Regions from separate parts of the Homo sapiens genome. Here all the other regions are linked to region 2. A link is an interaction called in ENCODE POLR2A ChIA-PET data of the cell type or tissue named here. Cell type or tissue: Panc1. All regions are shown on one strand. Links, peaks and the distances in the headings refer to the core of each region. The heading gives the core; the rest is flanking DNA.

Region 1 (10,170 bases), core at 3,481-8,480, 170 kb after region 2:
AAAATACAAAAATTAGCTGGGTTTCGTGGCGTGTGCTTATAATCTGAGCTACTCCGGAAGCTGAGGCAGGAGAATCGTTTGAACCCGGGAAGCGGAGGTGGCAGTGAGCCGAGATCGCGCCACTGCCCTCCAGCCTGGTGACAGAGCGAGACTCCGTCTCAAAAAAAAAAAAAAAAAAGTCACAAAATGGGTTATTGGGTTATTTAATTTAAAAGGAGAGCTTGGGTCAGGCTCAGTGGCTCACACCTGTAATCCTAGCGCTTTGGGAAGCTGACGTGGGAGGATCTTTTGGGGCCAGGGATTCTAGACCAGCCTGGGCATGGCAGCAAGACCTCACCCCTACCCAAAAGAAAAAAAAAATTAGCCAGGCATGGTGACGTGTGCCTGTAGTTGCGGTTACACAGAAGGCTGAGGCAGGAGGATCACTGGAACCCAGCTATGATGGTGCCACTGCATTGCAGCATGGGTGACAGAGTGAGGCTCAGTCTTTTTTTTTTTTTAGAGGGAGTCTTGCTCTGTTGCCCAGGCTGGAATGCAATGGCACAATCTCAGCTCACTGCAACCTCTGCCTCCCGGGTTCAAGCGATTCTCCTGCTTCAGCCTCCTGAGTAGCTGGGATTACAGGTGCCTGCCACCATGCCTGGCTAATTTTTGTATTTTTAGTAGGGATGGGGTTTCGCCATGTTGGCCAGGCTGGTCTCCAACTTCTGACCTCAAGGCTCTGCCCGACTTGGCCTCCCAAAGTGCTGGGATTACAGGCGTGAGCCACCGCACCCGGCTGGGAGGTCTATATTTGGGCTGAGTCCTAGAGCCTATGCTTTCCAGGCAGAGCCAACACAGAGGAAGCAGGTAAGGGAGGGGCTTTGTGTGGGGTTGGAGGTGGCTGCTGCAGGACAGGGCACAGCACAGCCACAGTGGCCTCACTCCGATTGGCTTCACTGGCTCTCACAGTACAGATCCCCTCAGGCAAGACCCCAAATGCAGTAAAAAGTAGATTCTTCTACAGCGAGACCCAGTGAGGAAACAGCTGGTGCACAGACTAGTAGAAAAATAAAGTGACTGGAATCACAGCATTGCAGACTCTGAGGCCAAAGGCTCCAGGGATTGGGTTAAGAAGCAGTCCTGTGCTGCTCCCAGGACTGTGGTGGGAGCAGCGGCAAAGTGGCAGTTCCTGGGACTGGGGCAGGCCGGGCAGATTCCTCAATCCTTTTGTGGAGGTGAAGGCAACTCCATCTTGGATGCTGATCGCCACGTTGACTTATCATTAACCCTAGTTCCGGGAAGGCCTCTGAGATTTTATTTTTTTGAGATAGAGTCTCACTCTGTCATCCCAGCTGGAGTACAGTGGCCCGATAGCAGCTCACTGCAACCTCTGCCTCCTGGGTTCAAGCAATTCTCCTGCCTCAGCCTCCTGAGTAGCTGGGATTACAGGCGCCCATCACTACACTCGGCTAACTTTTGTATTTTTAGTAGAGAAGGGGTTTCACCATGTTGGCCAGGCTGGTCTTGAACTCCTGGACGTCAGGTGATCCTCCTGCCTCGGCCTCCCAAAGTGCTGGGAATACAGGCATTAGCCACTGTGCCTGCCCTAGACTGCCTTTGTATGACTAACAGATTAGCCACAAGATTAGAAATTATGGTTTAGGAGTCATGCAGCTGGAGGCTACAAAATTCTGACCCTTCCTAACCCACTCCTAAAATCAGTGCTTGAAATTTTTTTTTTTTTTTTTTTTTTGAGATAGAGTTTCACTCTTGTCACCCAGGCTGGAGTGCAATGGTGTGATCTCAGCTTACTGCAACCTCTGCCTCCCGGGTTCAAGCAATTCTCCTGCCTCAGCCTCCCAAGTAGCTGGGTTTATAGGCGTCCACCACCATGCCTGGCTAATTTTTTGTATTTTTAGTAGAGGGAGGGTTTTGCCTCAGGTGCTCTGCCCACCTTGGCCAAAGTGCTGGGATTACAGGTGTGAGCCACCGTGCCCAGCCTGGTGCTTGAGATATTTTGCAGACCCTGCACTTGATGGATCAGCTGGCACCACCCAGATGGATAAACTGGCTCAACCATCTTGTGGCCCCACCACCCAGGAACTGACTCAGCGCAAGAGGACAGCTTCAACTCGCTGGGAATTCATCTTCAACTCAACCAATCAAAACTCGACTCACTGGCCTTCCCCCATACACCAAATTATACTTAAAAACCCTGATCCCCGAATGCTCAGGGAGACTGATTTGAGTAATAATAAAACTCAGGTCTCCAGCATAGCTGCCTCCGTGTGAATTATTTTCCAAGGCAATTCTCCTGTCTTGATAAATCGGCTCTGTCTAGGCAGCGGACAAGGTGAACCCGTTGGGCAGTTCTACTCTTCCTTGGGCCCCTCAGCTTCCTTGGACTTTGGGGATAGGTTTGCATAGACCTGCCACCTCGGAACATCCTTCCTCCTATTGTAACTGCCCAAGGGGTTCACCTTGCCCGCAGCCTAGACAGAGATCAAGACAGGGGAAGTGCAATAGAGAAAGATAATTCACCCAGGGCCAGCTGTGCCAGAGACTGGAGTTTTATTATTACTCAAATCAGTCTCCCTGAGTCGGGGATCAGACTGTGTTTTTTTTTTCTTCTTTTGAGACAGAGTCTCTCTCTGTTGGCCAGGCTGGAGTGCGGTGGCGCAATCTCTGCTCACTGCAACCTCCACCTCCCAGGTTGAAGCGATTCTCCTATCTCAGCCTCCCTAGTAGCTGGGACTACAGATACCCACCACCACGCCCAGCTAATTTTTGTATTTTTAGTAGAGAAAGAGTTTCACCACATTGGCCAGGCTGGTCTTGAACTCCTGACCTCAAATGATCCACCCACCTCAGCTTCCCAAAGTGCTGGGATTACAGGCGTGAGCTTTTACAGAGTTTTTAAGGATAATTTGATGGGTAGGGGACCAGTGAATGGGGAGTGCTGGCTGGTTGGTTGGGGTTTGAAATCACAGGGAGTCAGAAGCTGTTCTCTTCTGCTGAGTCAGTCCCTGGGTGGGGGCCACAGATCTGGTTGACAAGTCCAGGTGGGGCCATCCGGTTGATAGAAATGCAAAAACCTGAATAGCCATCTCAAAAGGCCGATCTTAGGTTCACAATAGTGATGTCACCTTCAAGAGTGATTGGGGAAGTTGCAAATCTTACTACCTCCAGAATAACGGCTGGTAATACTTAGAATTCCAGCCCTTCTTATTCTAACTTCATGGCTGGTGGCCTTTCTTTCATTTTACAAGAACAATTTAGCTTTGGGGAAAGGCTATTATGTTTAGTTTAAACTACAAACTAAATTCTTTCCCAAGGCTAGTTCCGCCTACACCCAGGAATGGATGAGGACAGTTTAGACGTTAGAAGCAAGATGGGGTTGGTTAGGTCTGATGTGTTTCGCTGTTACGATTTCCTTAGTTATAATTTGCAAAGGCGGTTTCACTGTGTTCCCACCAGGGGTTGTGGAAAGGGAAGGTCGGGTGTCAGAAAAGGGTCTTTCAGGCTAGAGTGAGGCCTCTATTCTTGGGGTGGGTGGTTGGAGACCAGGACAGAGGAGTGCCCCCGTTTAGATATGGCCTTGTGAGGGCTGGCCTCTGGCTATCCTAAGCACAACAAGCCTCGCCCCCACTTATCCTCACCTGGGGCTCCTCTTCCTTCAAGGCTGGGGCACCCGAGGAAGGACATGGATGATGACACAAAAGCAACTCTCATTTCCTACATGTCCTTGAGTTTCAGGCATGGGTACTGCTTCTCCGAAGACCCCTGAATACAGGGACACAGGTGCAGTCACATGACTTAGGCCTTTTTTTTCTGTTTTTTGAGTCGGAGTCTCGCTCTGTCCCCCAGGCTGGAGGGCAGTGGCGCATTCTTGGCTCACTGCAACCTCCGCCTCCTGGGTTCAAGCGATTCTCCTGCCTCAGCCTCCTGAATAGCTGGATTACAGTTGCCCGCCACCACGCCCAGCTAATTTTTGTATTTTTAGTAGAGATGGGGTTTCACCATCTTGGCCAGACTGGTCTTGAACTCCTGACCTCATCATCCACCTGCCTCGGCCTCCCAAAGTGCTGGGATTACAGGCATGAGCCACTGCACCCGGCCACTTTAGGCCTTTAACTCTGCCATAACTCCTTTTCTTTAAAACATTGATTTTTTTTCTTTGATTTTTGAGACAGGGTCTTACCATGTCACCTAGGCTGGAGTGCAGTGGCCCGGCCCAATCTTGGCTCACTCTGTAACCTCCACACCCCAAACTCAAGGGATCCTCCCACCTCAGCCTCCAGAGTCCCAAATAGCTGGGACCACAGGCGCATGCCACTACATCTGACTATTTTTTTATTTTTTGTATTTTTAGTACGGAGAGTCTTGCTATGTTGCCCAGGCTGGTCTAGAACTCCTGAGCTCAAGAATCCGCCCACCTCGGCCTCTCAAAGTGCTGGGACTATAGGCCTGAGCCACTGTGCCCGGTCTGGAGTCCGCATTTTTAACTAGATCTCAGGTCATTTGTGTGCACACTGAACTTTGAGAAGCTCTGATTTATTTATTTATTTAGACAAAGTCACACTCTGTCACCCAGGCTGGAGTGCAGTGGCGAGATCTCAGCTCACTGCAACCTCTGCCTCCCAGGTTCAAGTGCCTCTCCTGCCTCAGCCTCCAAGTAGCTCCAAGATTACAGGCGCCCACCACTACGCCTGGCTGATTTTTGTATTTTTAGTAGAGACCAGGTTTCACCATGTTGGCCAGGCTGGTCTTGAACTCCTGACCTCAGATGATCCACCCGACCTCAAATGATCCGCCCATCTTGGCCTCCCAAAGTGCTGGGATTATAGGCATGAGCCATTGTGCCCAGCCCAAGAAGCTCTGATTTAAAATGCAGTACCCAATAAATTGATGAAGGTAGTTGAAACAATCTCTAATATATGTGACAGTTTAGAGTTTATAAAATAATTCCATATTTGTTATTTCATTTTATCTTTTTTTGTTTTTTGTTTTTTTGAGACAAGAGTCTCACTCTGTCACCCAGGCTGGAGTACAGTGGTGCAATCTCGGTTCATTGCAACCTCCACCTCCTGGGTTTAAGTGATTCTCCTGCCTCAGCCTCCCGAGTAGCTGAGATTACAGGCGCCTGCCATCACATCCGACTAATTTTTGTAATTTTAGTAGAGATGGGGTTTCACCATGTTGGTCAGGCTGGTCTTGAACTCCTGACCTCAGTCAATCTACCGCCTCAGCCTCCCAAAGTGCTGGGATTACAGGCGTGAGCCGCCGCACCCAGCCTACTTGAGTAGTTTCCTTTTTTTTTTTTTTTTTGAGGTGGAATCTCGCTCTGTTGCCAGGCTGGAGCGCAGTGGCATGATCTCGGCTCATTGCAACCTCCTCTTCCTGGGTTCAAGTGATTCTCTTGCCTCAGCCTCCTGAGTAGGTGGGATTACAGGCGCCTGCCACCACGCCCAGCTAATTTTTTTGTATTTTTATTAGAGACGCGGTTTCACCATGTTAGCCAGGATGGTCTCGATCTCCTGACCTCATGATCTGCCCGCCTTGGCCTCCCAAAGTGCTGGGATTACAGGCGTGAGCCACCGCGCCCGGCCAAGGATCTTTTTTTTTTTTTTGAGATGGAGTCTCACTCTGTCACCCGGGCTGGAATGCAGTGGCACCATCTCAGCTCACTGCAACCTCCGCCTCCTGGGTTCAAGCAATTCTCCTGCCTCAGCCTCCCGAGTAGCTGGAATTACAGGTACGTGCCACCATGCCTGGTTAATTTTTGTATTTTTAGTGGAGATAGGGTTTTGCCATGTTGGCCAGGCTGGTCTCAAACTCCTGACCTCAGGTGATCCGCCCACCTCTGACTCCCAAAGTGTTGGGATTACAGGCGTGAGCCACTGCGCTGGGCCCGATTAAGTATCTTTAGATGGGAAGATGATCCTGGAGTATCCAAGTGGGCTCTAGAAGATGCAATTAGAAGTGTCAGTATAAGAAAGAGAGAAGAAGATCTGAGACGGATACCTAGAGAAAGCAATGTGGGAGCTGGGCATGGTGGCTCACGCTGTAATCCCAGCACTTTGGGAGGCTGAGGCACATGGATCACCTGAAGTCAGGAGTTCGAGACCAGCCTGACCAACATGGCGAAACCCCCCAAAATACAAAAATTAGCCAGGTGTGGTGGCAGGCACATGTAATCCCAGCTACTCAAGAGGCTGAGGGATGAGAACTGCTTGACAGCCCGTGGGGCGGAGGTTGCTGTGAGCTGGGATCACGCCATTGCATGGTAGCCTGGGCAAAAGAGTAAGACTCTGTCTCAAAAATAAAATAATAAGGCCGGGCGAGGTGGCTCACGCCTGTAATCCCAGCACTTCGGGAGGCCGAGGTGGGCGGATCACGAGGTCGAGAGATCGAGACCACCCTGGCCAACACGGTGAAACCCCGTCTCTACTAAAAATACAAAAAAAGCCGGGAATGGTGGCAGGCGCCTGTAATCCCAGCTACTTGGGAGGCTGAGGCAGGAGAATCGCTTGATCCCGGGAGGCAGAGGTTGCAGTGAGCCAAGATTGCACCATTGCACGCCAGCCTGGGCAAAAAGAGTGAAACTCTGTCTCAAAAAAAAAAATAAATTAATAAAATAAAATAAAATAATATAAGTCAGCAGGCGGTGGCTCATGTCTGTAATTCCAGTACTTTGGGAGGCCGAGGCAGGCGGATCACCTGAGGTTGGGAGTTTGAGACCAGCCTGACCAACATGGAGAAAACCCGTCTCTACTAAAAATACAAAATTAGCTCGGTGTGGTGGCACATGCCTGTAATCCCAGCTACTTGGGAGGCGGAGGAAGGAGAATCGCTTGAACCCAGGAGGCAGAGGTTGCGGTGAGCCAAGATCGCTCCATGGCACTCCAGGCTGGCCAACAAGAGTGAAACTCTGTCTCAAAAATAAAATAAAATAAAATAAAAAAACACAGATCTGGCCACATTAATTTTCCGTGAAAAAATCTGTCAGTGGCACATTAATGCCTGTAAGATGATGCCAAACTCCTTGCCTGGCCTGAGGTGCTCTTCACCGTCTGGTCCCTCATCTTCTCCCTCATGCTCAAATACACAAACATACATGCACACATTGACACTCCTATGTTCACAATCGCTCTCACACACACACTCACACTCACTTGAGCCATGCTGCACTACAGAATTCCTATGATTGGGCTGTTTTAGCTTCTGTGAGTTTCATGAGCTCCTGCAACGTCTCTCATAGAAAGAAAGTTGTTTCATCTCAACACATGTGTGGCAAAAACTGGTTTGTTCAGCATGGAATAGAAAATGGTTCTGCTGCTGGGCGCAGAGGCTCATGCCTGTAATCCCAGCACTTTGCGAGGCCAAGGCAGGAGGATCACCTGAGGTTAGGATCTTTCCTTTAAAAGAACTGATTGTTGAAACCATGACTGTGAAATTCCACATTTAAACATATTTGTACCTCAACTCATGTTTTTCAATATCATGAAAAGTCCATCCAGGCCAGGCACAGTGGCTCACACCTGTAATCCCAGCACTTTGGGAGGCTGAGGCGGGCAGATCACAAGGTCAGGAGTTTGAGACCAGCCTGGCCAACATGGTGAAACCTCGTCTCTACTAAAAATACAAAAATTAGCTGGGCATGGTGTCAGATACCTCTAATTCCAGCTACTCCGTAGGCTGAGGCAGGAGAATCATTTGAACCTGAGAGGCAGAGGTTGCAGTGAGCCGAGATGGCGCCATTGCACTTCAGCCTGGGCAACAGGGTGAGACTCCGTCTCAAAAAAGTCCATCCACAAAAAATGCATATTTTTACATAAATGATTATTACAAATTTCTAACAATATGTGACATTTCAATATACATGATTATGTTGACATTACGCAGCTGTAAAAGAGAACAAGGCAGCCCGGGCCTGGTGGCTTATGCCTGTAATCCCAGCACTTTGGGAGGCCAAGGCGGGCAGTTCACTTGAGATCAGGAGTTCAAGACCAGCCTGGCCAACATGGCGAAACCCCGTCTCTACTAAAAATATTATACAAAAAAATTAGGCGTGGTGGCATGCGCCTGTATTCCCAGCAACTCGGGAGGCTGAGGCAGGAGAATCGCTTGAACCCAGGAGGCGGAGGTTGCAGTGAGCCGAGATCACAGGACTGCAGTCCAGCCTGGGACGACAGGGCTAGACTCCGTCTCAAAAAAAAAAAAAAAAAAGAAAGAAAGAAAAAGAAAAGAACAACGCGGCTCTGCGAGTACTGACACAAATCCCCAGCATAAAAAGTGAAAAATGCACACCTTTGTGGAAAAGTGTGAATAGTCTGCTCCCATTTCTATTAGCAAACACACCTGTGTGCACACTGAGCTTTCTGTCCAGTCTGGAAGGGGAGGGCGGGGCCTTCCCGGGAGTGAAGGGGATGGGGCCGACCCGGACCCTCCAGGGAACGCCCTTGAGTAACTCCCGCACTTGGGACCCCGTTTCCACCCAGGACCACAGGCTCAAGATGGCCTGGTAGATGCAGCCGGCACGCGCCTCTCCTCCGACGGGAACAGAAGGAGCCGGTAGGTTTTCACACTTGCAGCAGATCCGCTAAGAGAACGAGGGATTCAGCCGAGAAGCCACTGGGAGCCCGAGGAGTGGAGCAGAGGCACCCAGGCAGCCTGCGCGGAGAAATCGGATCGGCTGGGACGGCCTGCAGCCCCCGCGCGCGGGGAAAGGGTGAGTGAGAGACCCCGGGGCTCCGCAGTCCCGCTACCGACTTCCACAGCCCCCCGACCCTCGCGGGCCTCCAGAATGGGCAGCGGCCGAGAGATTCCCCAGCGGCGTTGCAGGAGCCCACGTGGAGCCCACGGGCTTCCCTGCCCTGAGCAGCTGCAGCTGCAGCCCCCGCCACCCCGAGAGTCCAGCCCCGAGGGCAGCTCCTGCCTTGCCTGCGGTTACCGCCGCCGCCAGCTGAGGGCCAAGGAGGGAGAGGGGAGGCCAGGCGCTCTCAGGAGTCCCAAAGGACAAATAACCCCGCCGCTGCCGCGGGACCCAGACGCGAGCCAGCTGCTCGCCCGCCCTGCCCCGCCTGAGCTTTCCGCCGGCAGCCTGGGGCCCAGCCCTTCCCTGTCTGTCACAGCCAGAGCCCAAACCCCGGGGGCCTGAGGACAGTCCGCTGGCGGTTCCGTCCCGCGAGGACTGGAGCACAGGGGCCTGGGGATTGGTGGCTGCGGGTTTTGTCCGTCACCGTTGGCGGCTGAACACTCCTCCCCGGGGTCTGAGGTCTGGGGCACAGCCTGCCGATACCACCACGGACAGGCCAGGGGACTCGCTTGCCCCTCCCACCCATCAACACCTGCTGCCCCCGGGCCTGAGATTAGCCGCATGCCCAGGCAGGGACTGTCACTACCAGCATTCGAGCAGGGCACCTAGACGCCCACGAAGAGACCCACAAATCGCTCCCCTGAACCCACTAACGCCAGGGCCAGTGTACACTGCTCTGGGGCTCAAGAACAGGCAAGCACAGTCTCCACTAATAACCACACCTTAAGTCACCCAAGTAATGTACAGAGCCTACACTTCTACCTCAAACCAAAGCCAAGATCCCCTACTTAACCACATCATATCTACATCTTCAGGAAGAAGTCCTCCCCTACAAAGCGAATTCACAAACGGAAGAAGTGACTGTTCCACAGGATGCGCAGATCTCAACGGAAGGACCCAGGAGACATGAAAAAGCAAGGAAATGTGACGCCTTCAGAAGAAACCAGTAATTCTCCAGCAACAGATCCCCATCCAAAAGAAATTCAGGAAAGCTCAAACAGAGAATTGAGCAGAGAATTGACCGGACTGATTGTAAAGAAGGTCATCAACATGGAAGAGTCTTTTGAACAACAACATAAAGAAATGAGGAAAAGAGGTGGGGAGATATATGAGATGATTACCTGCCAGAAAGAGGTTTTAAAATTCAACAGAAGAGTATTTCTGGAACTGAAGAAATCATTGGATGAAATACAAAGTACACTCAAAAGCTTCAATGATAGACTAGAACAAATAGAAGAAAAACTCTCAGGGCATAAAATCTGAAGCATTTTTCTCACTTTAAAGATTCATGGGTTGTACTCTGGCCATTAATGTGAACAAAACCTGCTGGGTTAGTTCTTATTCTGGGGTCTTGGGTAATCGTTAGAGCG
Region 2 (10,170 bases), core at 2,105-7,104:
AGAGAACTTAGGATTCAGGGGAAAAGGGGAAAGTGATAACCCCTTGAGTCAGATTCTGAGAAGAGGGTTTCTCTGAGAGGTCGGTGGGGAGCAGCCCGCAGGCAGCTGGACCCTGGTATGGAAGGGCTCGGCTCCTAAGGCAGGTAAGAGAAGGCAGGGCCACGTGCATGAAGTAGAGGCAGGGGTCATGGCCAAGTCTGGGTTCTTTTTATTTATTTATTTTTTTGAGACAATCTTGCTCTTTCGCTCAAGCTGGAGTGCAGTGGTGCAATCTCAGCTCTCTGCAACCTCCACCTCTTGGGTTCAAGAGATTCTCCCACCTCAGGCTCCTGAGTAGCTGGGACTACAGGTACGTGCCGCCATGCCTGGCTAATTTCTGTACTTTTTTTTTTTTAGTAGAGACGGGGTTTCACTCCAAGTCTGGGTTCTAGAGTAGCTAGGCAGCCCCAGCTCATCAGAGTCAATGGAGAAATCGGAAACTTCACATGGACCCGATAACACAGGTTTTGCCTCAGTTTCTAATACACATCTTCCCTATGCCTACAAGTTTCCACCGATTTGGGAAAAGACCTCTTAGTAAGTCAGCCACTTCTGAGTCCAAAGTAAAACGCTCCCCACCCTCCACCCCAATCAGGACTAGAGCTGCTCCCCAGCTCTCCCGTGCCCAAGGATGGAATGTCCTTTTTGCTCTTTGCTTTGTCCTTTGAGACAGGGTCTCTCTTTGTCACCCAGGCTGGAGTGCAGTGTTGCAATCATAGCTCACTCCAGCCTTGAGCTCCTAGGCTCAAGCGATCCTCCTACCTCAGCTTCCCATGTAGCTGGGACCATAGGCACACGCCACCACACTGGGCTAATTTTTTTTTTTTTTTTGGTAGAGATGGGATCTCACTGTGTTGCCCAGGCTGGCTCAAATTCCTGGGCTCAAGTGATCTTCCTGCCTCAGCCTCCCCAAAGACTGGGATTACAGGTGTGAGCCACCACACCCAGCAGGGGTGTCTATTTTGGATTGGCATCAGGATCATCCACCCAATCTATGAGTGGGGACTAAATTGGTGACTGCTCCTGCAGAGCTCTGGCTGTCCACAGAAAACAGCAGAGACCTGGCAAGGTATGGGACAATGGCTCCTGGTATGACAGGCAGAGGAAGGGATGGAGGCTAAGCTGCAGCCTGGAGAGGCTGGCGTCAGACACCTGAGGAGGCCACATCTAGCTATGTCTAGACCCATTGAACTTTCAAGTCTTCGAGGCTTGGTACTGCCTGATCCCTGTTCCCCTCTGATCCTTAAGGTCAGAGAGCAAAGCCTTGCGGGGTACTTTTTTTTTTTTTTTTTTTGAGACAGATTCTTGCTCTGTCACCCAGGCTGGAGTGCAATAGCATGATCTCGGCTCACTGCAACCTCCACCTCCCAGGTTCAAGCGATTCTCCTGCCTCAGCCTCCCAAGCAGCTAGGATTACAGGCACGCACCACCATGCCTAGCTGATTTTTATATTTTTAGTAGAGATGGGGTTTCATCATATTGGCCGGGCTGGTCTTGAACTCCTGGCCTCAAGTGATCCACCTGCCTTGGCCTCCCGAAGTGCTAGGATTACAGGTGTGAGCCACCATGCCCTGTCTTGGGGTACTTTTGAGGACAAGAGTTAAGTTCGGGACTGGGCATGTTGGCTTATACACTTTGGGAGGCAAAGGTGAGAGGATTGTTCCAGCCCAGGAATTTGAGACCAGCCTGGTCAACATAGCAAGACTCTGTCTCTATAAGAAAAAATAATAATTAGCTGGGCGTGGTGGTGCTTGCCTGTAGTCCCCGATACTTGCTTGAGCCCAGGAGTTCAAGTCTGCAGTGAGCTATGATCACATGACTGCACTCCAGCCTTGGTGACAGAGTGAGACCCTGTCTCCAAAAAAAAAAAAAAAAAGAGATGGGTTTGGGGCTGGACTTGTCTTCTTCCAAGAGGTCAGGGCAGTTGCTTCTTCCTCACCGCTAACCACACTCTCAGGGACTCCAAACCACAACTAAGAAAAGGAAAAAGACATAAACAAGAGGCAGTTTCACAGGAAGAGTTCTCCTAATGTGTCTGTGAGCCTAACTTTCCGACTGTGGTTCTCCTCTCTTTCCCTGCCAGCTGTGAGAAAACAAAGCCTAAGGCAGATTAAAAAGCAGGAGGGCTGCTCAGTGTGGTTGCCCTTGGTATCTGTTTACTGAAAAAATCCAAAACAAACATCCGACGCTTCCACCCACTGAAACTTCCTGTGACTCTGCTATCAGCTGTTGCCATGGATTCTCCCAACTGAACCCCACCACATACACTAAACCCAACAGTCCGTGGACCCCAAGTATGCCATCTCTCCAATACAGGACCCCCTGGGCAGCACCCTGGCCACCCTTCCATCCACAACATCCAGACCACACGGCCAAGGGCACCTGACCCTGTCAAAACCCCAAATCCAGCTGGGCGCGGTGGCTCATGCCTGTAATCCCAGCATTTGGGAGGCCGAGGCAGCCGGATCACGAAGTCAGGAGTTCGAGACCAGCCTGACCAACATGGTGAAACCCCGTCTCTACTAAAATACAAAAATTAGCCGGGCGTGGTGGTGCACACCTGTAATCCCAGCTACTCGGGAGGCTGAGGCAGGAGAACCACTTGAACCTGGGAGGCGGAGATTGCAGTGAGCCAAGATAGTGCTACTGCACTCAGCCTGGGCAACAAAATAAGACTCCGTCTCAAAACAGAAAAACAAAAAAAACAAAAAACAACAACAACAACAAAATCCACTAGTCTAGCCCTACATGCTCACCCACTGCTAGCCAGTTTCCACCCTCTACAGCAGAGGTACCCAACCTCTGGGCCAGGGGCCCGTACTGGTCCATAGCCTGTTAGGAACCAGGCTGCATAACAGGAGGTGAGTGGCAGGTGAGTGAAATTTCATCTGTAGTTACAGCCACTCCTCATCACTCGCATTACCACCAGAGCTCCACTCCCTGTCAGATCAGCGGCGGCATTAGATTCTCATAGGAGCTCGAACCCTATTCTAAACTGTTCATGTGAGGGATCTAGGTTGCAAGCTCCCTATGAGAATCTAATGCCTGATGATCTGTCACGGTCTCCCATCACCCCTAGATGGGACCATCTAGTTGCAGGAAAACAAGCTCAGGGCTCCCACTGATTCTACACGATGGTGAATTGTGGAATTATTTCATTATATATATTACAATGTAATAATAATAGAAATAAAGCACACAATAAATGTAATGTGCTTGAATCATCCCGAAACCATCCCACCCTGGTCTGTGAAAAAATTGTCTTCCATGAAACCAGTCCCTGGTGCCAAAAACGTTGAGGACCACTGCTCCACAGAATCTATCGGTCACTCTTCCTCCCCTCACCCCCTTGCCCTAAAAGCACACCCTGCAAACCTGCCATGAATTGACACTCTGTTTCTATCCCTTTTCCCCTTGTGTCTGTGTCTGGAGGAAGAGGATAAAGGACAAGCTGCCCCAAGTCCTAGCGGGCAGCTCGAAGAAGTGAAACTTACACGTTGGTCTCCTGTTTCCTTACCAAGCTTTTACCATGGTAACCCCTGGTCCCGTTCAGCCACCACCACCCCACCCAGCACACCTCCAACCTCAGCCAGACAAGGTTGTTGACACAAGAGAGCCCTCAGGGGCACAGAGAGAGTCTGGACACGTGGGGAGTCAGCCGTGTATCATCGGAGGCGGCCGGGCACATGGCAGGGATGAGGGAAAGACCAAGAGTCCTCTGTTGGGCCCAAGTCCTAGACAGACAAAACCTAGACAATCACGTGGCTGGCTGCATGCCCTGTGGCTGTTGGGCTGGGCCCAGGAGGAGGGAGGGGCGCTCTTTCCTGGAGGTGGTCCAGAGCACCGGGTGGACAGCCCTGGGGGAAAACTTCCACGTTTTGATGGAGGTTATCTTTGATAACTCCACAGTGACCTGGTTCGCCAAAGGAAAAGCAGGCAACGTGAGCTGTTTTTTTTTTCTCCAAGCTGAACACTAGGGGTCCTAGGCTTTTTGGGTCACCCGGCATGGCAGACAGTCAACCTGGCAGGACATCCGGGAGAGACAGACACAGGCAGAGGGCAGAAAGGTCAAGGGAGGTTCTCAGGCCAAGGCTATTGGGGTTTGCTCAATTGTTCCTGAATGCTCTTACACACGTACACACACAGAGCAGCACACACACACACACACACATGCCTCAGCAAGTCCCAGAGAGGGAGGTGTCGAGGGGGACCCGCTGGCTGTTCAGACGGACTCCCAGAGCCAGTGAGTGGGTGGGGCTGGAACATGAGTTCATCTATTTCCTGCCCACATCTGGTATAAAAGGAGGCAGTGGCCCACAGAGGAGCACAGCTGTGTTTGGCTGCAGGGCCAAGAGCGCTGTCAAGAAGACCCACACGCCCCCCTCCAGCAGCTGAATTCCTGCAGCTCAGCAGCCGCCGCCAGAGCAGGACGAACCGCCAATCGCAAGGCACCTCTGAGAACTTCAGGTAGGAGAAAAGCAAACTCCCTCCAACCTCTTACTTCGGGCTTAAGGCAGAGAACTCGCCTCCCCAGAATCTCCTCCCTCCATGATCCCCCGCTATTCCTCTATTTTCTTTTCCTCGGACCTGCAGCCTTGGGTCGACCCTGCCCTAGGGGTGACTGCAGGAGAGCAGGGAGGATGGTCAGGCGTCACCAACAACCCCATCACCCAGTAACAAGAACCTTGACTCTCTCAGTCCCTCTGCATCAAGACACTTACCCATTTCCCACCTCATGCCTGCTAACTTGAATGAAACAATCGCTGGGAAAGCATTAAGAGAATTAAGGCTGGGCACTGTGGCTCATGCCTGTAATCCCAGCACTTTGTGAGGCTGAGGCAGGCAGATAACTTGAGCCCAGGAGTTTGAGACCAGCCTGGGCAACATGGCAAAACCCTGCTCTCCCAAAAAAATACAAAAATTAGCTGGGCGTGCTGGTGTGCCTGTATTCCCAGCTACTTGGGAGGCTGAGGTGGGAGGATTGCTTCAGCTGGGGAGGCGGAGGCTGCAGGGAGCCAAGACTGAGCCATTGCACCCAGCCTGGGTGACAGAGCAAGACCCTGTCTCTAAAAATGAATGAAAGGAAGGAAGAAAGAGAGAGAAAGAGAGAGAGGAAAGAAGGAAGGAAGTAAAGAAGAAAGAAAGAAAGAAAGAGGAAAGAGGAAGAAAGAAAGAAAAGAAAGAAAAGAAAAGAAAGCAAATTTAAAGCTTATGCAAATCAAAGATGTTGTGATAATTGATAATTGAGTCTGGGCTAAATTCCCCCTGGGCTGCAAAGGCAGAGAGTGGTAATGACTTCTCACCTGCTTTTCTTCTAAGGCTTTTTTACGGGACACAGAGGGAAGGGAGATGGACTGGATTCCAAGATTCCCACAGGGCAAGATGGGCGAAGACTCCCTGCCACTGCCCGGGGATAAGTCAGTCTGAGTGAGACGGAGTGGGATGGGCTTAGAACCTGAACATGTCATGGTCTCTTCCTGCACCTTGCCCTAGTGTTCACTTACCACCTGCTTGCAGGAAACAAGAAGAGCAGGGCCCACAGCTGGCCAGCTCCCCTCCCCTCCCGCCTGTCTTCCAGAACGATTCCTTCACCAGCCCTCTTTCCATTGCTCTAGGATGCAGATGTCTCCAGCCCTCACCTGCCTAGTCCTGGGCCTGGCCCTTGTCTTTGGTGAAGGGTCTGCTGTGCACCATCCCCCATCCTACGTGGCCCACCTGGCCTCAGACTTCGGGGTGAGGGTGTTTCAGCAGGTGGCGCAGGCCTCCAAGGACCGCAACGTGGTTTTCTCACCCTATGGGGTGGCCTCGGTGTTGGCCATGCTCCAGCTGACAACAGGAGGAGAAACCCAGCAGCAGATTCAAGCAGCTATGGGATTCAAGATTGATGGTGAGCCACGGGACACCAGGGGAGGTGGGTGGCATGCAGAACAGACCTACCAGAAGCCAAGGAAAGGCTGGCTCTGGCTTAGCCGAGCCAAGCCCCATACAGCTGTGCTGCAGGGGCCACCCCATCTTCTTCCCACTACACTCCAAGTCACTGGACCCTTGAATCTCCAAGGGTGTCTGACCAGTAGATTTACCGCTTATTCACCACCGTGTGATCTTAACCTCGTTAAGTTTGCCCATCTACAAAATGAGGATTATTTGCTGTCCTAAAGAATTCATGAGCCGGGCGCGGTGGCTCAAACGCCTGTAATCCCAGCACTTTGGGAGGCCAAGGCGGGCGGATCATGAGGTCAGGAGATCAAGACCATCCTGGCTAACACAGTGAAACTCCATCTCTACTAAAAATACAAAAAAAATTAGCCAGGCGTGGTGGCAGGCGCCTGTAGTCCCAGCTACTCGGGAGGCTGAGGCAGGAGAATGGCATGAACCCAGGAGGCAGAGCTTGCAGTGAGCTGAGATCGTGCCACTGCACTCCAGCCTGGGCGACAGAGAGAGACTCCGTCTCAAAAAAAAAAAATAAAAGAATTCATGGAATTACACTTGTGAAATACTTAGCATAGCCATCACTATAGGAAAAAAATCTAAGGCCAGGCACAGTGCCTCATGCCTGTAATCTCAGCACTTTCGGAGTTTGAGGCAGGAGGATCACCCAAGGCTAGGAGTTCAAGGCCAGCCTGGGCAATACGGTGAAACCCCGTCTCTAATAAAAATATAAAAATTAGTCTGATGAGGTGGTGCACCTGTAATCCCAGCTACTCAGGAAGCTGAGACACAAGAATCACTTTAACCCGGGAGGTGGAGGTGGCAGTGAGCTGAGATCACACCATTGCACTCCAGCCTGGGTGACAGAGTGAGACCTGTCAAAAAAAAGAAAAGAAAGAGAGAGAGAGAGAGAAGAGAGAGAAAGAAAGAAGAAGAAAGAAAGAAAGAGAGAGAGAGAAAGAAAGAAAGAAACAAAGAAACAAAGAAAGAAAGGAAAAGAAAAAAAAAACTAAGGCCAGGCAAGGTGGCTTATGACTGTAATTTCAGCACTTTGGAAGATTGAGGCAGGAGGATCACTTGAGGCCAGAAGTTCGAGACAAGACTGAGCAACAGGGAGACCCCTGCCTCTACAAAAAAATTTACAAATTAGCCAGATGTGGTGACACATACCTGTAGTCCCAACTACTCAGGAGGCTGAGGTGGGAGGATGGCTTGAGCCCAGGAGCTGGAGGCTGCAGTGAGCTATGATTGTACCACTGCACTTCAGCCTGGGCAACAAAGGGAAGCCCTGTCTGAAAAAAAAAAAAAAAGAAAAAGAAGAAGAAAGAAAATATTTAGGGTTCATCCAGGAGGCAGAGGTTGCAGTAAGCTGACATCGCGCCATTGCACTCCAGCCTGGGAGACAAGAGCAAAACTCCAACTCAAAAAAAAAAAAAAAAAAAAAACAGGAAGAAAATATTTAGGGTTCATAATTTAAGAACAGAGAAAAATATTCTAGCCCAAAGAAAGGGTTGGGATCTGAGACTTTTGAAGAAAGGAAGGAGATACAGAAAAGAGATTTCATCCTGGAATGAAATCTCCCTCCAGAGAGCCCTGGGAAAGCACGGTAGCCCCCATCCATCAGAGTGGAGCCCCTTGTGGGGGAAGTGGGCTCGGCTGGGAACCCTCAATTCAGCATAAGCCTCACATGTCCTCTCCTCTCTGTCCCGGTGCAGACAAGGGCATGGCCCCCGCCCTCCGGCATCTGTACAAGGAGCTCATGGGGCCATGGAACAAGGATGAGATCAGCACCACAGACGCGATCTTCGTCCAGCGGGATCTGAAGCTGGTCCAGGGCTTCATGCCCCACTTCTTCAGGCTGTTCCGGAGCACGGTCAAGCAAGTGGACTTTTCAGAGGTGGAGAGAGCCAGATTCATCATCAATGACTGGGTGAAGACACACACAAAAGGTGAGCAGGCAGGGAAAGGAAACCCATTTCCTGGGCCTCAAGAGAAAGGGAATTTGGAAATAAATCCACATATCCCAGTTGGGTGCAGTAGTTCACACCTGTAATCCCAGCCCAACACTTTGGGAGGTCTAGGCGAGAGGAAGGCTTGAGGCCTGGAGTTTGAGACCAGCCTGGCCAACATAACAAGACCTCATCTCTTCAAAAAATTTAAAAACCAGCCGGGCATGGTGGTGCACACCTGTAGTCCCAGCTACTTGGGAGGCTGAGGTGGGAGGATCACTTGAGTCCAGCAGTTCAAGGCTGCAGTGAGCTATGTTTGCACCACCACACTCCAGCCTGGGTCACAGAACAAGACCTCATCTCTAAAAAACAAACAAAAACCAAATCCACATATCCTAAAAAATGCTCCTTTTCAGCATTCTCTTCTCTATGGACAAAGGGCTGGATGCTTTAAGAACCAAATCTTAGGCTGGGCACGGTGGCTCACGCCTCTAATCCTAGCACTTTGAGAGGCCAAGGCGGGCAGATTGCCTGAGCACAGGAGTTCGAGACCAGCCTGGCCAACATGGTGAAACCCTGTCTCTGTCAAAAATACAAAAAATTAGCCAGGTGTGTTGGCGCATGCCTATAATCCCAGCTGCTCGGGAGGATGAGGTTCAAAGAATCACTTGAACCCGGGAGGCAGAGGCTGCAGTGAGCTGAGATCATGCCACTGCACTCCAGCCTGGGTGACAGAGCAAGACTTTGTCTCCAAAAAAAGGAACTAGACGGGTTCATTTAAACCCCTGACTGCAGCCCTTTGACATACATCCAATTGAGGACTGGGGACTCCGGGAAACATCTAAAAGGCTTAAAAACTTTGTCTAACTTCAGCCGGGCATGGTGGCTCACACCTGTAATCCCAGCACTTTGGGAGGCTAAGGCAGGTGGATCAAAAGGTCAGGAGTTTGAGACGAGCCTGACCAACATGGTGAAACCCCGTCTCTACTAAAAATACAAAAATTAGCCAGGCATGGTGGCAGGCGCCTGTAATCCCAGCTATTCGGGAGGCTGAGGCAGGAGAATTGCTTGAACCCCGGAGACAGAGGTTGCAGCGAGCCGAGATCGCGCCACTGCACTCCAGCCTGGCAATAGAGTGAGACTCCATCTCAAAACAACAACAACAACAACAACAAAATCGTCTAACTTCCTGATCTTCCTGATCATTGATTTTCCCATAGGTATGATCAGCAACTTGCTTGGGAAAGGAGCCGTGGACCAGCTGACACGGCTGGTGCTGGTGAATGCCCTCTACTTCAACGGCCAGTGGAAGACTCCCTTCCCCGACTCCAGCACCCACCGCCGCCTCTTCCACAAATCAGACGGCAGCACTGTCTCTGTGCCCATGATGGCTCAGACCAACAAGTTCAACTATAGTAAGTCCAAGAGCCCCTTCCCCACAGCCCACAGCAACTGCATCTCATTCCTGGGGTCTCCCAAGGAATACCCAAAATGTCACCCTCTGAGGGAGGAAGACCACAGGGAATGCTCCCCTTTAAGGGAGGAGAGACCCTAGAATATACTCCAGCTTTGACAAAGATTTCCCAAGCAGGAGACATCAGGATAATGGGAACAGAAGACAGGAGGTTTATCCCATGAAGGATGAAGAAGCTGAAATCCAGAGATTCCCTCAGGGCCACATTTGTCCACCTGACTCCAGGGTCTCATCTTCGTGTGTTGCTAGTGTGATTACCTGGGGATGAGAAATCCTGCTGGGGGAGTTGAGGTTAAGAGGATGAGGACTCCAGGTGCTGTGGCTCACGCCTGTAATCCCAGCACTTTGGGAGGCCAAGGCAGGTGGATCAGGAGTTTGAGGTCAGGAGTTTGAGACCAGCCTGGCCAACATGGTGAAACCCTGTCTCTACTAAAAATGCAAAAATTAGCCAGGTGTGGTGGCAGGCGCCTGTAATCCCAGCTACTCGGGAGGCTGAGGCAGGAGAATCACTTGAGCCCGGGAGGTGGAGGTTGCAGTGAGCCGAACGAAATTGAGCCACTTCACCCCAGCCTGGGCAAAAGAGTGAAATTCCATTCAAAAAAAAAAAAAAAAAAAAAAGGATGAGGACTGGGATGAACTGGTGGCTGGGTGTGGGGAAAATGGAAGTGAAGGAAGGCCAAAAGAGACAGAGAAGGCCTGGCGCGGCGACTCACGCCTATAATCCCAGCACTTTGGGAGGCTGAGAAGGGGGATTGCTTGAGGCCAGAAGTTGAATACCAG
Region 3 (10,170 bases), core at 2,063-7,062, 300 kb after region 2:
CTTGGCCTCCCAAAATGCTGGGATTATGAGTGTGAGCCACCGCACTCAGCCTCCAATGCCTGATTCCTGAAACCAGCAGGGACAAGGACCCGGGTCCTACCTGTCCAGCTCTTTCTATGGTGGTCCCCTAACCAATCTCTCTGATGGTCACCTTTGGGTCCCTCTCTACCTCCTCATCTGCATCTGTGCCCCCATGTGGCTCCTAGCTTCAGCCCCGGTCCTCTTTTGTGTGTTTCTGGCTGTGATTTTTGCCTTCAATGTGGGCCCATCTACTTTCTGTCTCTTAGGGACCCCTCCAAATGTCTGGCCCATTGCTTCTCTCTTTCCAATGCCCTTGAGGACTTTTTTTCTTATTTTATTTTATTATTATTTTTAGACAGGGTCTCGCTCTGTCACCCAGGCTAGAGTGCAGTGGCATGATCACAGCTTACTGTAGCCTCAACCTCCTGGGCTCAAGTGATACTCCTGCCTCAGCCTCTTGAGTGGCTAGGACTATAGGCGTGTGCCACCACAGGTAATTTTTAAATATTTTTGTAGAGATGGGGTCTCGCTATGTTGCCCAGGCTGGTCTCAAACTCCTGGGCTCAAGTGATCCATCCTCCTCGGACCCCAAAAGTGCTGAGCCACCACCCGGCCAGGGACTTATTTTTTAATTTTCAATTTCTAGGCTATGGGGATGGGAGGAGGAGGTGGGAGCACCTTAACCTGATCCCGTATTGTTTGTGTACGTCCCTTCCTCTTTCCTCCTCTCCACTGCCCAAGCTTGCTGCCCCTTGCTTCTTGTACTCTGAAGGCATTTATTCCCTAGCCCGGCAGGTCACATGTCTCTTCCTTTCTCCTGGCTCCTCCCCTTCCTTCAGCCTTCTGGCTCTTTCTTTCTTTCTCTCTCTCTCTCTCTCTGGCTCTTTCCCTTCCTCCCTCCCTCCCTCTCTCCTTCTCTCTCTCTTTCTCTCTCATTCCTCCTCCCCTCCCCTCCCCTCCCCTCCCCTCCCCTCCCCTCTTCTCCCTTCCTCTCCTCCTCTCTTCAGGGTTTCACTCTGTTGCCCAGGCTGTAGTGAAGTAGCATGATCATAGCCACTATGATCCTGGGCTCAAGCCATCCCCTGCCCCAGCCTCCTGAGTAGCTGGGACTACATGTGTGTGCCACCACGCCTGGGCTAATTTTTTAATTTTTATTTTGTAGAGGCAGGGTCTCACTATGTGGCTCAGGCTGATCTTGAACTCCTGGGCTCAAGAGATCCTCCTGCCTCAGCCTCCTAAAGTGCTAGGATTACAAGTGTGAGCCACTGTGCCTGGCCTGGCCACTTCCCATTGCAGGCAAGTCTCTAGACTTGCCGTGGTCTCTCTCCGCTCTGTGCCTGTTACACCGCTGCTTCCCCTGCTGGCTTCGTCCCCTCTCACGGCCCCCACACATTGGTCAGTTGGTCGGTTGGTCGGTTGGCTAACTTATCTTGCACTACTCAGCTGGTGGCCTCAGGGCCTGCTGGGCGAGATGCCCTGCTCCGTTCCTGTAGCTTGTGTGTTCACCACGTGGTGGAACGTGTTACCTGCTGTTCCTATGGACTGTGTCATCTCCTCTCCCCACCAGGGTGAGATTTCCACGGGCAGGGCTGAGTCTTTCTCACCAATTCCACACTGAGTGGTCAGTGACGGGAATGATGCCAGGGCTTGGTGGCCAAGGGTTGCAAGTGTTCTCTCTTCCCCTCAGACCGAGACAGAGGGTCTCAGTGGGCCCCCCATCCAAGAGAGCGAGCCTCCACCCCAGGTTTGCGGGGGCCCCTCCCTGTCCAGCACGGCCCCCTGACCCGAAGTTGGCAGCTCTGGGAACAGGCAGGGCTCATGTGACTGTTGCTCTCTCCACAGGCACTGGTGCCATCACACAGTGACACGGACGGTGTCCTGCCAGGTGCAGAATGGCTCGGAGACGGTGGTCCAGCGCGTGTACCAGAGCTGCCGGTGGCCGGGGCCCTGCGCCAACCTCGTAAGGTAAAGGCCGCTGGGCTAGGCTGCTCTGCCCTTCCCTCCCATTCCCTCGGACAAAACCAGTCCCAGGATGGCTCTGGGAGAGGCTGGGCTGTGCTCACAGACAAAGGCTGAGCATGCATTTATGGAGCACCTTCTGTATATAAGGCATGGGTGTGTGTATATAGGGTATATATGTGTGTGTGCAAAGATGTCAGAGACATGCTCCTACCGCAACAGAACCACACAACCCAGTGGGTGTTTGACAGACAGAAGACCACCACAGATGAGTGGGGTATGGGATCCGAGGTCGGGGAAGGCCAGGTGGGGTTGAAGAGGGAACCAACCAGCCTTATGGCTCCAGGCTGGAACGAGGGGCTACAATGACCTTGGAAATCCAGCCTGTCTTTGGCCCCATCCATCACAGGCCTCGCCCCTGGCAGCACTGCCCCACTCACCAGGCATGTCCCTCTCACTGGCCCTACTTGTTACTGGACCTGCCCCTCACGAGGCCTGCCTTTCACCAGCCCTGACCCTCATGAGCCCCACCCTTCACCAGCCCTGCCCCCACCAGCCTTGCCCCTCACCAGCTCTGCCCCTACCAGCCACGCCCCTCACCAGCCACACCCCTCACCAGCCCCTCCCTCTCACCAGCCCCGCCCATAGTCAGCCCTTCCCTCTCACCAGCCCCTCCCTCTCACCAGCCCCTCCCTCTCACCAGCCCTGACCAGACCACAGGCTTCAGGGACTCTTCAGCATCCGCAGAGAGATCTTGCTGTCAGACACCAGCATTCACGGTCTCCAAAGTTCCAACTCTCCTTCTTTTCCCTTCTTCCTCCTCTCCAGGCCGTGCTTAGCTCCAGGGACTGGCTTCCCCAAACCACTCTCCCCACAGCCTGCCCAGCCTGGGGCCTCTACCCCAAGCACCGTGGAGCCGCTGTCCTCAAACTCCAAATCCCTTCCCCTCCTTTGTGCCCTCCCTAACGGGACATTTTGCCTGGGTCAGGGTTCTCCAGAGAACCAATAGGAAGGGATGGGGGAGAGGGAGAGTGGGAGAGAGATTGAAATGGTAAGGAATTGGCTTGTATGATTATGGAGACTGGCGATTATTCCAAACCTGCAGGGTGGGCTGGCTGGCTGAGACCCAGGGAGGAGAGCTGATGTTGCAGCTTGAGATGGGCTGGCTGCTGGTCAAATGCCTCCTTCCTCCGGGGAAGTCAGTCTTTTTCTTAAAGCCTTCGACTGATTGGACAAGGCCCACCCACATTATAGAGGGCAACCTGCTTTACTCCAAGTCTACTGATTTAAATTAATCTTGGCTGGGTGCGGTGGCTCATGCTTGTAATCCCAGCACTTTGGGAGGATGAGGCGGGTGGATCACTTGAGGTCAGGACTTTGAGAGCAGCCTGGACAACATGGCGAAACCCAGTTTCTACTAAAAATACAAAAATTAGCCAGGCGTGGTGGTGGGCGCCTGCAATCCCAGCTACTGAGGAGGCTGAGGCAGGAGAATCACTTGAACCCAGGAGGTGGAGATTGCAGTAAACCGAGATTGCGCCACTGCACTCCAGCCTGGAAAAAAAAAAAAAGAAATTGCTACGTCTCATGACTGGTGATGTTAACTTTGATCGCTTGCTTATGATGGTATCTACCAGGTTTCTCCACTGTTGCATAATTATCTTTCCCTTTGTCTTTTACATGTATGTTGTGGGGAGACATTTTAAACCTATACGAACATCCTGTTTCTCATCATACTATCATATTGCTTGCAACAGTTAATGCTATGGTGTTTGCCAAATGGTGATTTCCTATTTTCATTCTTCTTTAATAGTAGAGATGCTTCACTTGAGACCCCTATTGCATACAAGTGTTTTGATACAGGTCATTCTGCAAGGGGAATGGCTAGGTAAACGGAATGTCATTCATTTTCATTTTTATTAGAAACAGCTGCTTTTGCCAGTTGCGGTGGCTCACGCCTGTAATCCCAGCACTTTGGGAGGCTGAGGCAGGTGGATCACCTGAGGTCGGGAGTTCGAGACTAGCATGACCAACATGGTGAAACCCAGTCTTTACTAAAAATACGAAAATTAGCCAGACGTGGTGGTGGGCACCTGTGATTCCAGCTACTTTGGAGGCTAAGGCAGGAGAATCACTTGAACCGGGAGAAGGAGGTTGCAGTGAGCTGAGATTGTGCCATTGCACTCCAGCCTGGGCAACAAGAACAAAACTCCATCTCAAAAAAAAAAAAATGCTGGTTTTAAATGCTATACTAGAGAGATGGCAGTGGGTCCAAAATGAAAAAAAAAAAAAAAAAAAAAAGCTTTTTCCTTTTCAGCAGAGGGTACAGACACTCCCTATCCCCTGCCTTCCCCACTTCCCCAGGAGCTAAATTCCAAGACTCTCCTGCCTTTCTCGTCAGCAGGGAGTTTCAGATTACCAGGTCATGGCCTCTTGATTTGGGAACAGCTTCTGAGAAGAAAAGTCTTTGAAGTCTGATCTGTCTGTGACCCTGACAGGCTGGGCTTTGGCTCAGAGCTCTGTTGGAGAAGTGGCTGTCCTACTCTTTCTTTCTTTCTTTTTTTTTGGAGACAGGATCTTGCTCTGTTGCCCAGGCTGGAGTGCAGTGGTGCAATCATGGCTCACTGCAGCTTCCAATTGCTGGGCTGAAGTGATCCTCCTGCGCCAGCCTGAATAGCTAGGACTACAGGCATGCATCACCGTGCCTCACTAATTACTTTTTCTTTGGTAGAGACAGGGGTCTCGCCATGTTGCCCAGGCTGGTCTTGAACTCCTGGCTTCAAGGGATCCTCCTGCCTCAGCCTCTCAAATTGCTGGGATTACAGGTGTGAGCCACCATGCCTGGTCTCAACAAGTTAAAGCTGTTACACTATCAAAACACAATAACGCAGCCGGGCACGGTGGCTCACGCCTGCAATTGCAGCACTTTGGGAGTCTGAGGCGGGTGAATCACCTGAGGTCAGGAGTTTGAGACCAGTTTGGCCAACATGGAGAAACCCTGTCTCCACTAAAAATACGAAAATTAGCCAGGTGTGGTGGTGAGCACCCGTAATCCCAGTTATTCAGGAGGCTGAGGCAGGGAGAATTGCTTGAACCTGGGAGGCAGAGGTTGTAGTGAGCCAAGATCGTGCCACTGCACTCTAGCCTGGGCGACAGAGTGAGACTTCCTCTCAAAACAAAAACCAAACAAAAAAAAAGAAAAATACAATAATGCACCTATAAGAAAAGCTGGACAAGCTAGCGCCTGAATCACTGACCTGGACTGAAAATTTTTCAAGTGATCATTAATGTTGCATAGTTGTTCTCTCCTTTACCACTTAAGTAATTATCTGAACAATGTTTCAGAAGTGCTGGGGTCCGGCCCGGCGTGGTGGCTCACGCCTATAATCCCAGCATTTTTGGAGGATAAGGTGGGTGGATCACACGGTCAGGAGTTTGAGACCAGCCTGGCCAATATGGTGAAATCCCATCTCTACTAAAAATACAAAAAAATTAGCTGAGTGTGGTGCCACATGCCTGTAATCCCAGCTACTTGGGAGGCTGAGGGAGGAGAATTGCTTGAACCTGGCAGGCGGAGGTTGCAGTGAGCCGAGATCGCACCACCGCACTACAGCCTGGGCGACAGAGTGAGACTCCGTCGCAAAAAAAAAGAAGGACCGGGGTCTTCGATGTGGTGTTCACTGACTTTCCAGGGAGTTCTTCTCACTCACTCCTTGGAGTTCGGAGGCCAAAACAGAACATTCAGTCAGGGCTGACATGAATTTGTCATAAGTCTCCCCTTTGCCTATAACATATAACTAGTGGGAACCTTGCTAATTAAAACAATTTGGCCAGTGACAGTGGCTCACACCTGTAGTCCCAGTTACATAGGAGGCTGAGGCAGGAGGATTGCTTGAGGCCAGGAGCTCGAGACCAGCCTGGGCAACACAGTGAGACCCACCCCATTTTTACAAATTTTTTAAAAAACATCAGCCATGGGTTGTGGTGCGCACCTGTACTTGGGAGGCTTAGGTGGAAGGATCGCTTGAGCCCAGGAGTTCGAGGCTGCAGTGAGCTGTGATTGTGCCACTGTACTCCAGCCTGGGCGACAGAGCGAGACCGTGTCTGAAAATAAATAAATAAATACAATAATAAAACTTAATTTTCATTCTCTTAGAGAAATCCCAAATTGCTGATCTTAATTGTCATAATTTCTGCTGTTATTATATTTTACTAGGGAATGGGCCGGGTGTGGTGGCTCACACCTGTAATCCCGGCACTTTGGGGGGCCAAGGAGGGTGGATCACCTGAGGTCAGGAGTTTGAGACCAGCCTGGCCAACATGGTGAAACCCTGTGTCTACTAAAAATACAAAAATTAGCCAGGTGTGATGATGCACACCTGTAATCCCAGCTACTCAGGAGGCTGAGGCAGGAGAATCACTTGAACCTGGGAAGCGGAGGCTGCACTGAGCCAAGATCATGTTGCTGTACTCCAGCCTGGGTGACAGAGCAAGTCTCCGTCTCAAAAAAAATTTAATAATTTATTAGGGAAGGAGAGGTTAACACAGTTTTCTTTCTCACTAGTAACTCATAAATGAGCTAGAATTGGGTGCACACCCTCTGTCTGTGGCCTTGGGGCTGCTGTCTGGGCAGGGAGAGGCAAGATGACAACAGGTTGCAGCATTATCCTTTGGTCCCCTGGGGTTCCATATGCATTCCTGTCTCAGGTCCTGGTTTTGCTGGCCTTGCCTATATGAAGCATCTGGTTTGTGGCAGCCATCTCACTGGTCTCCCCACTCCCCACCCTGCCCCGCTCTAGCTCCTTCTCTCCACAGAAGCTGGAGGGATATTTTATTTTATTTTATAAGGGTCAGGATCTCCCTTTGTCCCCCAGGCTGGAGTGTAGTGGTGTGATCATAGCTCACTGCAGCCTTGAACTCCTGGGCTCAAGCAATCCTTCTGCCTCAGCCTCCTGAGTAGCTGGGACTACAGGCACACACCACCATGCCCAGTTAATTTAAAAAAAATTTTGGCCAGGCGCGGTGGCTCATGCCTGTAATCCTATAACTTTGGGAGGCTCAGATGGGTGGATCACGAGGTCAGCAGTTCGAGACCAGCCTGCCCAACATGGTGAAACCCTGTCTCTACTAAAAATACAAAAATTAGCCAGGCGTGGTGGCGGGTGCCTCTAATCCCAGCTACTCAGGAGACTGAGGCAGGAGAATCGCTTTAACCTGGGAGGCAGTGTTCATTCCCTGGCCGAATTGCTCATCGTCTGCCCGCTCTGCTAGTCTGGGAGCCTTAGGAGGTCCGGGACTGTCTCATTGGCTGCTGTGTTCCCCATACCTGGCTTGCAGGAGATGAAGCAGCATTACTGAATTGAGGTTAGGTTAGGAGGATGAAATCAGATCAGAGATGTCAGAGAACTCTGGGTTTTGTTTTAGATGGAGTCTCATTCTGTCACCCAGGCTGGAGTGCAGTGGCGTGATCTCGGCTCACTGCAACCTCTGTCTCCCAGGTTCAAGTGATCCTCCCACCTCAGCCTCCCAAGTAGCTGGGACTACAGGTGTGCATCAGGACACCTGGCTAATTTTTTTTTCTGTATATTTAGTGGAAATGGGGTTTCACCATGTTGGCCATGTCGGTCTCGAACTCCTGAACTACCTCAAATGATCGGCCTCCCTCGGCCTCCCAAAGTGCTGGGATTACAGGTGTGAGCCACCATGCCCGGCCCCCAGTGCTTCTTAGCATAATTTTTTTTTTTTTTTTTGGAGACGGAATGTCATTCTATCACCCAGGCTGGAGTGCGGTGGCGTGATCTCAGCTCACTGCAACTTCTGCTTCCCGGGTTCAAGCGATTGTCCTACCCCAGACTTCTGAGTAGCTGGGACCATAGGTGTGTGCCACCACACCTGGCTAATTTTTGTATTTTTAGTAGGGATGAGGTTTCACCATGTTGGCCAGGCTGGTCTCGAACTCCTGACCTCAAGTGATCCACCCATCAGCCTCTCAAAGTGTTGAGATTACAGGCATGAGCTGCTGCGTCAGGCCAGCATAATTTTTTAGCATAGTTTTTCAGTTTTCTTAAGAGTCTGCTGCAAGAGTCTGCGTGCTGGGTAGAATTCCCTGAGCGAGCAGAGCCTGGGTGGGAGGAACTCGGAAGGTTCCTGGGAGCACTTTGAGGCAGGGTCTGTCTTCTGCACTGGTTTCCCCATGGCTCATAATGGCTTGTGTCATCACTATAAATGACGTTACCAAAAGAAGCTTCAATAACGGGGGAATATTCACCTCACAATCTATCTGGGAGAGGCGGCCAGGTCTCAGCCATGAAGATCCTGGGATCCTTTGACTGAACTCTCCACCCACACCTGTGTGTCCACCATGACCTTCCTCAAGGTCGCAGAAGGGCAGCAGCAGCTCCAGGCATCACGTCTCACACCACAGTGTCCCAAAAAAGAGAGGAAGGGGATGGGACACAGTTTTCTCCTATCAGAGAGTACAGCCTTTTCCAGAATCCCTAGCAGACTTCCCTGGATGTCTCATTGGTCAACATTTTTCCTCTGAGCCTCAGTTTCTCCAGGGCTAAGATGGTGGTGATAGAAGGCTGCCTCAAGAGGTTCTTGGAAGGGGATGTGAGGTTTGCAGGGGAAGGTCCTGCACTGAGCCTTGCTGTAATAAGAACCCTGGGAATGCAGACTGAGGCCAAAGTATGGGTGAGCTATGAAGAGAATCAGAAGCAGGTCCCAGCACGTCAGCCGAGGCAGCTCCCAGCGGGCAGTTCTGGCCTAGGCATGCCTTGATCTTGCATTCCGCTCTCTGAGGTTAGGGTGGCAAACCCCAGCTGGGCCCTGTGTAGCCGCCTTGTGTGGTACTCTGTTGCTTACCATCCTGCCTGCTCAGTGTGTCTTGCTACATTTCACCCCCAGCATTTACATAGAAATTTGCAAATGTGTGTATTTCTTGTCTGTTCCCCCTCATCATTTACTTATTTATTTATCTTTAAGAGAGGGAGCCTCACTCTGTTGCTCAGACTGGAGTGCAGTGGCACAATCATAGCTCACTTTGGCCTCGAATGCCTGGACTCAAGTGATCCTCATGCCTTAGCCTCCCAACTGGGTGCCATGATGGATGGATGCCATATGCCTGGCTAATTAAAAAATTTTGTTTTTTGTAGATATGAGATCTTGCTTTGTTGTCCAGGCTGGTCTTGAACTCCTGGCCTCAAGTGGCCATTCCACTTCAGCCTCCTGAGTAGCTGGGACTACAGGTGTGTGCCACCACACCTGGTTAATTAAAAATTTTTTTTGGCGGGGCATGGTGGCTCATGCCTGTAATCCCAGCACTTTGGGAGGCCCAAGTGGGCAGATCATTTGAGGTCAGGAGTTCGAGACCAGCCTGGCCAATGTGGTAAAACCCCTTCTCTACTAATAATACAAAAATTAGTCAGGCATGGTGGCAGGCACCTGTAATTCCAGCTACTCGGGAGGCTGAGGCATGAGAATCACTTGAACCCAGGAGGCGGAGATTGCAGTAACCAAGATCGTGCCACTGCACTCCAGCCTGGGTGACAGAGTGAAACTGTTTCTTAAAAAAAAAAAAAATTATTTTTTGTTTTAGATATGGGATCTTGCTTTGTTGCCGAGGCTGGTCTTGAACTCCTGGCCTCAAGTGATCCACCTGGGCTTCCCAAAGTGCTGGGATTACAGGTGCGAGCCATTGCACCTGGCTGTCTTCACCATTTTCAGGAGCTGTAGGGGACCCAATTCTGGTTCCCTTCATTCTTTGAAGCATTTTGGATGCTTTCATTTGTGTTGGCTTAAAACTTTTGTGTGGAAAAGAGAATGGAGTCTGCTCCTCATGGTGTGACTAATGTAAACAGCCTCTCCTGGTTCCCCTCTTCCTACGACACATTTCTTTTGCTATTTTACACATTTGTGATTTCTACGGCGTGAGTATATTCTAGATTTATTGTCATGATAACACAAGAAAGAGAAAGGGGAAAGTGTCTTCCAGGTTGTTCCCCAGGCTTTTTTGGGAGTTGGAGGTGTCAACTTAAGCAACAGAGAGAAGCCCTCTGAAAGAAATGACAGCCCGGGCAACATAGTGAGACCCTGTCTCTACAAAAATTTTAAAATTAGCTGGGTGTGGTGGTGCATGTCTGTAGTTCCAGCTACTCAGGAGGCTGAGGTGGGAGAATGGCTTGAACCTGG

The links. ChIA-PET counts read pairs that join two places held together with the same protein. Peaks named below come from ENCODE experiments on the same cell type or tissue, not always from the same donor. Only the 100,000 strongest peaks of a DNase experiment are listed, where the experiment ranks them.
Region 1: POLR2A ChIA-PET joins it to region 2 with 14 read pairs; 9 of 35 experiments call an interaction of 5 or more read pairs at or near these places.
Region 3: POLR2A ChIA-PET joins it to region 2 with 10 read pairs; 2 of 35 experiments call an interaction of 5 or more read pairs at or near these places.

The regions. Positions count from the first base shown.
Region 1 is chr7:101,291,154-101,301,323 of GRCh38, forward strand. It overlaps LNCPRESS1 (lncRNA p53 regulated and ESC associated 1), which reads left to right and starts at 8,460. Exons shown (of 2, transcript NR_146480.1): 1 at 8,460-8,713; 2 at 9,616-10,170. RefSeq lists enhancers at 339-1,248, 1,249-2,158, 2,159-3,067, 3,068-3,977, 5,797-6,705 and 1 more. In Panc1, for the core only: no CTCF peak of the experiment used is centred there; no DNase peak of the experiment used is centred there; H3K4me3 peaks cover 61 bases.
Region 2 is chr7:101,122,739-101,132,908 of GRCh38, forward strand. SERPINE1 (serpin family E member 1) reads left to right here and starts at 4,366. Exons shown (of 9, transcript NM_000602.5): 1 at 4,366-4,506; 2 at 5,655-5,926; 3 at 7,683-7,916; 4 at 9,137-9,331. The coding sequence starts at 5,656. RefSeq lists enhancers at 244-861, 3,242-4,021, 4,802-5,581, 5,582-6,361. In Panc1, for the core only: no CTCF peak of the experiment used is centred there; a DNase peak (open chromatin) is centred at 4,293; H3K4me3 peaks cover 3,462 bases; H3K27ac peaks cover 5,000 bases.
Region 3 is chr7:101,418,114-101,428,283 of GRCh38, forward strand. COL26A1 (collagen type XXVI alpha 1 chain) reads left to right here. Exons shown (of 13, transcript NM_001278563.3): 2 at 1,864-1,986. Among named protein-coding and RNA genes, the nearest start is that of COL26A1, 60 kb to the left of the region's middle. RefSeq lists enhancers at 2,287-2,838, 2,839-3,390, 4,188-4,713. In Panc1, for the core only: no CTCF peak of the experiment used is centred there; no DNase peak of the experiment used is centred there.